Linked DNA regions of Homo sapiens: region 2 is linked to region 1. Evidence: chromatin loops called from intact Hi-C (ENCODE). Cell type or tissue: A673. All regions are shown on one strand. Region 1 overlaps IL1RAPL1 (interleukin 1 receptor accessory protein like 1). Region 2 has its middle 73 kb from the start of TASL.

Evidence for each region. Hi-C counts contacts between places; a loop is a spot of excess contacts. Peaks named below come from ENCODE experiments on the same cell type or tissue, not always from the same donor. Only the 100,000 strongest peaks of a DNase experiment are listed, where the experiment ranks them.
Region 2: a loop joins it to region 1, with 2.5 times the contacts of the local background. A loop is called at or near these places in 2 of 110 quality-filtered maps.

The regions. Positions count from the first base shown.
Region 1 is chrX:29,920,194-29,924,193 of GRCh38, reverse strand. All of the region lies in intron 8 of IL1RAPL1 (interleukin 1 receptor accessory protein like 1), which reads right to left. Among named protein-coding and RNA genes, the nearest start is that of MAGEB2, 290 kb to the left of the region's middle. In A673, no CTCF peak of the experiment used is centred here; a DNase peak (open chromatin) is centred at 1,663.
Region 2 is chrX:30,502,846-30,506,845 of GRCh38, reverse strand. No RefSeq gene overlaps it. Among named protein-coding and RNA genes, the nearest start is that of TASL, 73 kb to the left of the region's middle. In A673, a CTCF peak has its summit at 2,327 (motif pointing right); a DNase peak (open chromatin) is centred at 2,325.

The sequences.
Region 1 (4,000 bases):
AACATTTTTTGGGTGCTAAGTATGTGTCAGACACTGTGATAAGTATTTACACATACGAGTTCATTGAATCCTCACAGCTGCTCTATGTGAGAGGTCTTATTATTATTCCCATTTTATAGAAGAGAAATTTGAGGCTCAAAGTGATTAAGTAATTTGCCCCAGATAGCACAGCTAGTAAGAACAGAGTTGGGTTTTGAACACAGCCAGCCCTACTCCTAAGTCCATGCTCTTAACCATTAAGATAATAAACATGTCTACACTGTGAGGTCATTCAAAATGAGAGTATAGACAGAAGGCACAGAGAGTGAAGAAGGAATCTGAGACAGCTTGATGGGTACAAGAGTGTCTAGGCCTGAGGTCAGAGCACAATACTTCTAGGTATCTACCTGGACTATTGTTTGTGTCAGAGAAATGGAAAATGTAAAAAATGGAGAGAATAGGACAGATCAGAGCTTTGGAGGAGAACTGAAGGTCAGTGTTCAGTGTGTGTTGGACAGGCAGTAGCAAGTGTATCTGGGTAAAAGATTCAAAGACTCAGATGTGGAATTCAATCAAGTATGAGCAATAACAAGAACAAGAAGTAACCCAATATCTAATTTGTCAGCGCTTTACTTTGATTATTATTTTTGAAGCCAGGATCTAATGCTCAAGCTTGCCAGGCCAGAGTCTGGCAAAGAGGATTGAATAGAAGCTTCTGGCAGGAGTGAAGAGTAAGGAGCAGGGCAGTCATAAACCAATATGGCCCATGGGCCTTGCCGTTTCATTCTCTGTCTTTCTCTTGCTGCATATTCTAGTGCTCTGTATAGTAAGTGAAATATATCTATATTGCATGTCTGATGAGATTCTGATGAACCTAATACCTTTTCTGGCTGCAGGAATTGGCAACTTTGGATATTCTCGAGCAAGATTTTTCTATGGTCAAATTTCTTGGTAGATTTTCTGCAGGCTTTCATGGAATTATGATTCTTTTACGCAGATAAAAGGCTGACCCAGAACATAGCCTAGCTCAAATGTAGCTGAATTATTTATTATAGTATCCCCTTGGCATTAAGGAAGACACATTTGATACAAGGAAGCAATGTTTCAAAGAATCCATACCACCCATTGGAGGGCTCTGAAATCATTTTATTATGTCAATGATAATGAACAAAAGGTAACAGTGAAGGAAAAATTGCTTAGATAATTTTGGCAAAGGAATGTCCTGGAAGGTTTACCTGTCAGAAGCAATGACAGCTTGTGGTATACAAGATCAGTATTCAACAAATGTTTGAACATGTCTCTCTAGGGAGGTTTTAAAAGGGAAGACTGTGAAGGCTTATAAGTTAAGGAATTTATGAGTAAGTGGCAGAAAAATACAATTAATAGTGAAAGCTTCCAGTTCCTTATCTAAGCCTTAGTATTCTGAGTAATATAGCAACTCACCTGATAATTACATAATTGTTAGCATGACAGACATTTGACTTTTTAGAGACTCAATGATCAAAGACCCAAACCTATAATTTCATATATGCTGTGTGCTGTTCTCCTGAACCTTGCAGGGCTGGTAAAGTTCAGGTCATGTCATATGTGAACGAAAGTCCTTTTTATCCCCCCAAGATGGGTGGGATAGATCATTCCATATAATCATGAGTCCCTCAAGAGCAGGAAATTGCATCCATTGGTGTCTTTGTGAATTGATGACTCATTTGCTGCAGCTCCCTTAAAAGGAAGGCATACATTCACTTTAAGAGGGACTTTTGGAGTACATGTCTTGGAAGGACCTTTTTTTGGCTTGTTAATGCTTTTATTTATCAAGAATAAAATGCCGTTGGTATAAACGCATATTTGAAAAACATACTAAAAGACTTAAGTACTGAAGAATACTCTAACATTGACCACATTTTTTTCATGTTTAGGAAATCAAATATTACTGGAAAAAATTTCAAATAATTTTCTTCATTCTTCATTTATTTTTCTAGAAATGGAAGGTTTCATAGCTTTGGGCAACTTAGCCTGGAGGTTTTTTGACCCCTTCTTGGCTGTGTGCCTCTCTGTAAAAACAGAGCTTTAATAGCTTTATCCTTAGATATAATTCATTTTCCTCCCCTTCTCCTTTGATTCCTACTTAACTGTCACCCCTCCCTTGTCCCCCCCCAAAATATGTTGTTCAAGTCAACACATTTTTATGTGCCCTATATCTTCTCTCCCCTAACTCCATTTTTGAGGACTAATTCAAACTCTTTAATTAAAGCAGATTCAAGAGAGTGACCAGAATGGTAAAAGTATTTCGCTAATACAAATGAAGAATGAGTAAAAGAAGCTAAAGAGGCTGAATCTAGTGAAGTAAAGGTTCAGAGACTCATGGTGACTGTCATCAAACACTTGAAGGGCTGTCTTGGGGAAGAGTGATTAAAAGTACAGAACTAGGGCCAATGGATAGACAGTGAAAGTGAAATGCTTTCTAACGGATTTTTCCAAAGATAAAATGGACTTCCTTGAGAAGGGAATGTGATCCAGTATAAGCTGATAGATCACTTCAGAAGATGTTATGGCAGGATAAGAAGTTCAATTACACAACACTTAAGTTGCTTTTAACTATGAGAAGCTACTTCTGTCCTTGTATATGTATGATATTTCTACTAAAATCTCTTCCTTGATTGGCTATATACTAAACTATAGAAAGATACAATCATATTGTTAGCTGCTGCATACCTTTCTCCTTGACTCACATCCCTAAAAGGTAGACTATTTTAGTACCATAGTCACCTTGACAACAGAGGTGTCTATTTTAACAGCATTCAGTAATATTATTCAAAGGGAATCTATTGCCCAATAAAGAAGGGGGAACAGCCTTCAATGTTCTCTTTCTTTTCAAACCTCAAAGAGTCTAGGATTAAACACGGGCTTTGAAATTAAAATCGTTGTAAATTTGCTGAGTAAGAGAACATCAAGTGTGCTTGTTCCAAAGAGTAGAAAGTTTTAACTTAGCATAATGTAGAAAAATTATTTTTCTCTTGTAATATACACAAACAATTTTACTAACAGGAATGGCTCACATTTTACAGTTGTCACTTATTTCAAACAATTCAATATACATTTAAATGCACTTAACCCTATGCAAAAGGTGATGGGGTGCTGTAGAGGCAGAGTTAGCACAACAGACATTGCACTTAACCACAGCTTATCTTACTTAAAAATGCATTATTATTCATCATTGGAGACTATTGTACAAATGAAAGTTATCCAAGGCAGAAACAATATGTCAAAAAATACTGCAGTGGGGAATTCACCAGACAGTTCTTACACTAAAGGAGCAATCTTCCAGTAAGAAATACAATCTTTGACTTAAAACCATTTAGTTGTTTTTTTTTTTTCTCTTTTCTTTCTTTTCTTTTCTTTTTTTTTTTTTTTTTTTTTTTTGAGACAGGGTCTCACTCTGTCACCCAGGCTGGAGTGCAATGGCGCAATCTCGCCTAACCGCAACCTCCACCTCCCAGGCTCAAGTGATTCTCCTGCCTCAGCCTCTCAAATAGCTGGGATTACAGACTTGCACCACTACCGCCAGCTAATTTTTGTATTTTTAGTAGAGACAGGGTTTCACAATGTTGGCCAGGCTGGTCTTGAACTCCTGACCTCAAGTGATCCACCTGCCTTGGCCTCCCACAGTGCTGGGATTACAGGTGTGAGCCACTGCACCCGGCCCCTAATATCTATTTCTAATAATAATAAATAGCATTTAACGACTTTCCTTGTATAGGCTCTGTCAAGCCCTTCACATTTTTTTGTCTTATTTTATTCTGACAACATACTGAAGGGTTGATACTATTATTTTCCCCATTCTATTTATCAGATAACTAAAGCTTAGGGAAGTTAAATGTTTTGCCCAAAGTTACACAGTTGGTATTAAAGAAAAGCAAGGATTTCAAATTTGATTTTAGAGACTGAGTTACTCACCCATCTACTGTGCTGTTTGCCTCGGTGGCTCTAATGCAAATATGATTATTTTATTTAGGAGAACTTT
Region 2 (4,000 bases), 580 kb before region 1:
GGTTGAGTGACATGTGGAGCAGAGGTGGATTCAACCTGCAGCTTGAAGCCACTCAACTGAGCTCAACCAAGAATAATTGAACTGAGGTAGTTCAGCTGATGTGCAGACATGTAAGAAATAAATGTTCTCAGTGATATGCCATTGAGATTTTGTGTTTGTTTATAATGCAGTGATACCTGGTTGGGCTTGAGTTTGCAGTTAGACAGACTTGAATTTGGGCAACTTTCCTAAATATTCAGCATTCTTGTCTGTAAAATGTATGTAATCACAATAACTGTACCACAGTGTCATAGGCATTAAATGAAATCATACATGTAAAATATTAGGCACAATGCCTCGCTATTAATATTATACTTTCAGAGAGAAAGATACTCTGGTATTCTGAAATCTAATAAAATAGGATGCACTCATAGATTTGAAGATGGGGATTTGGTTTTAGAATATATGGTAGTTTTAAAAAAGGCATTTATTGTTCTGAAACTCGGGACACATCAATTCTTCTTCTTTTTTTTTTTTAGTTTAATGACCGCCAAACTTCATAAATTTACTACTTGAGAAGATGAATAATTGGCTTGGAAATTGTTTTCTTTTAAAGGAAAATAAAAACATGACTTTACCAACATCACTTGGTATATAAAGTGCTATTAGTCACATGCTGTAGTTAGCATGTTTGACTTGTTTGTGACCAAGAGTTCAGGTGAATACATTTGAGATTTATTTTGTAATTTTCCACATGCCAAAATAAAACAGCTTTTTTTGCCCCTCCATTGCCATCAGGTCGGAATAAATTGACTTTTGATGCAAAGTTGTGGCCAGAGGTTGAAATTTACGTGTGATTGATGGTCAAAGTGCTTACTAGCCGCACCCCCATCTTTTTTTATATTACCTCCTGGGCTGGGATCTGTTTTGTGTAAAATATTGAGATACTCACTGGTCTCTCTGCCCCTCACATGCCCTTGAAAGTGAAGAAAAATAGTTGACTAAATTGGCTTAAATTGGCTGTTAAAGAAAAAAAAAAAAGACAACTCCTAATGAATGAATAGATTTTCTAAGATACATTTCTAATTCTTGGGTCTTCAAGTATGCAATCTTAATATATTATTCCTGAGCCAATTAGTAAATTAATTGGTTCAACCAGCTCTCAGCACCCAGTTCAAGTTTTCTTACAGGGATTTTAGAATGGATACAAAATCCCTGGAGTAGAGATGCCCTCTTTCCTTACTGAGGCAATTCCCCTATGTTGAACTTCCATTTTCATAAAGAGAAGGACCCCAGAGGAATAGCAGCAGGGCTGCCAGCAGCTGTAAAAGGCTTTACTGTTGCAATAAAACCAAAATAGGCTAGACTTGTCTTTGTTCTTTTCATTTTGATGTGTTGCTAATTAAACTAGTAAAAATGCTTAGAACTCATTTTTTTTTTCTTTGAAACACATTTACATGTGTGTATATACAGCTTGGGTACATCACTGGGTGTTTGTTTGTTTTTGTTGTTGTTGTTTTGGTTTGGATTTCTCCAAAAGCTGACCCTGAGACAATGATTTGAATGCACATAGTTTATTTGGTAGTGACGCCAGGAAGCGTAGAGAAGGAGTTAGGAATAGAGGAAAGACAATAAAAGGTGCAAATTACTGTTGTAGGCAGCTGGAGTTTAGTTCCGCTGAGGTCCTCCTGAGAGAGCATGTAGAAAACAATTCAGAATGGTCCCACTAAGGGGGTGGGGGAAGAAGCTGAGGCATTTATTTATCCCTTTGCCCCATTGCTTCTGAGTGGTTCATGGGGTTGCTAACTTCCAGGTATTCCTGACTGCCCAGCACAGGCAGGACTCATTTCTGCAGCCAGAGATAGACCCCAGGCAGACATAATGCATGCAATGTATTTCAGTCCACCCGAGCCACAAAGGGTCAGCAGAGGAAACATGGACAAAATCTCCAAGAGCATCTGCTATGGGCACTAAAGGGAAAAACATGTTTCCTCTATTTTTATTTAAAAAGTAGAAACAAATCAAAGTTTCTCTTGTTACATGAACTTCAAAGGTAGAATATTTTTTGTTCTAAACAGTGAGTTGGAATAAATTATTTGCAGCACCCTGGTCTATTCCATAGGAGGGCTTTTATTTTCCAAATTAAACTCTTTCGTCTTTGTTAGTATGAAACATATAAGTCAAAACCCCAGAATTTTTTTCTTACAACCAAAAGCTAAAATGAGAACAATTCATTTTATCTACAAGAACAAAAATTTAGTGTTTTTTTCCCCTTCCATTTTACTTGGCTTCCTTACATTGATTTTTTTTCTAACGTTAGAGATTTTGTTACCAATTCTTGCCACGAGATGTCACTATTTTACCAGACTAATCTCTAAATGCTTTTCTGCAAATGTTTAAAACTACCTCCTATGCTGATGTTTCAATAACTTACTGAAATGCATCCATTAAAATTGTCAAAATCTTTCTGGTAGAAGAAGTTATAAGATTTCATTTGAATAAAGATCAAATCACAAAATATCTAGTAATCTCCCACAGAATCCAGGATCTTCCAGGGGCTTTGAAGGGAACCCATACACATTGGATAAATGTATCATAATTAAATAAAACATTTGACTTTTTCACTATTTGCTTCATTCTATGCTTCTAAGATTTATTAATACATCTTTTAATTCAGCACTTCTCAAACATTACAAAATGCAACCGCAAGTAATATATTTCTGGAAAATTCTTTTTGAATTTTAATTTAGCTGGCAAGGGAGAGACTCCTGTGAAACCTAGATGAGGAGCGTATCACGCGTCCACTATAAAGCACCTTCATAGAAATATTAAACCTTCAGGCAGAGGCCAAGCTCCTTACCAATTCTGCAATGCTTTCATTAGGAGTAGCTACTCTTTGGTTTATAATTCCTCTCCATGGAGTTTTCATGCAGAATCCTTTTTTTTTTTTTTTTTTTTTTCTTGAGACGGAGTCTCACTCAGTTGCCCAGGCTGGAGTACAGTGGTGCAATCTCGGCTCACTGCAACCTCAGCCTCCTGGGCTGAAGTGATTCTCCCGCCTCAGCCTCCCGAGTAGCTGGGACCACAGGCGTGCACCACCACGCCCAGCTAATTTTTGTGTTTTTAGTAGAGATGGGGTTTCACCATGTTGGCCAACTGGTCTTGAACTCCTCACCTCAAGTGATCTGCCCACCTCAACCTCCCAAAATGCTGGGATTACAGACGTGAGCCACTGTGCCCAGCCCAGAATCCATTCTTGCTAGCTGCATTATATTTCCCATATCTATAGGGATAGAAGAGTTTCATTTGGAATATAAAAGCCTCCTTATGGAAACACACTAGAACCCTGCAAGTATATGGTTCAATCAGCCCATTGTTTTGAACAAATACTTTCCCTTTAAAATAAATACATGTAAATAGGACACTTTGATATGCTTCTTTTTATTTATTAACAGGAGAAGAAATTTTTAGGACAATACACAGTGAAATATGCCTTGACAGTTCATATTAGCCAGTATGATAGAGGAGAATGGTCTGTGGACTTCAAGTCATACCTAGCTGCCAAGCTTGTCTCTATCATTCTGTAGCTGTGTACATTGCCTAGTTATTTATTGTTTTAATCTCTCTTCCTGTCTCATTTTCTTCATCTGATAAACGTGTGTGTAGTTGTATAGCAATAATACCATCCTTCCAGAGTAGTTCTGAAATTAGAAATTGTGTTGGTGTCCTATTGCTTTTGTAACAAATTCCCACAAATTTAGTTGCTTGAAACAACACAGATACATTCTCTTACAGTCATGGAGGCCAGAAGTCCAAAATCAGTTTCACCGGGCTAAAGTCAAGATGCTGGCAGGGCTGGTTCCTTCTGGAGGCTTATCTAAGGGACAACCCATTCTTTGCCTCTTTCAGCTTCTAAAAGCTACGAGAATTCATTGCCTTCTGCGGCTCATGGCCTCTTCTTCCTCCATCTTCAAAGCCAACAGCATGGCATCTTCAACTTTCTCCAGTTCCATTTTTGCAT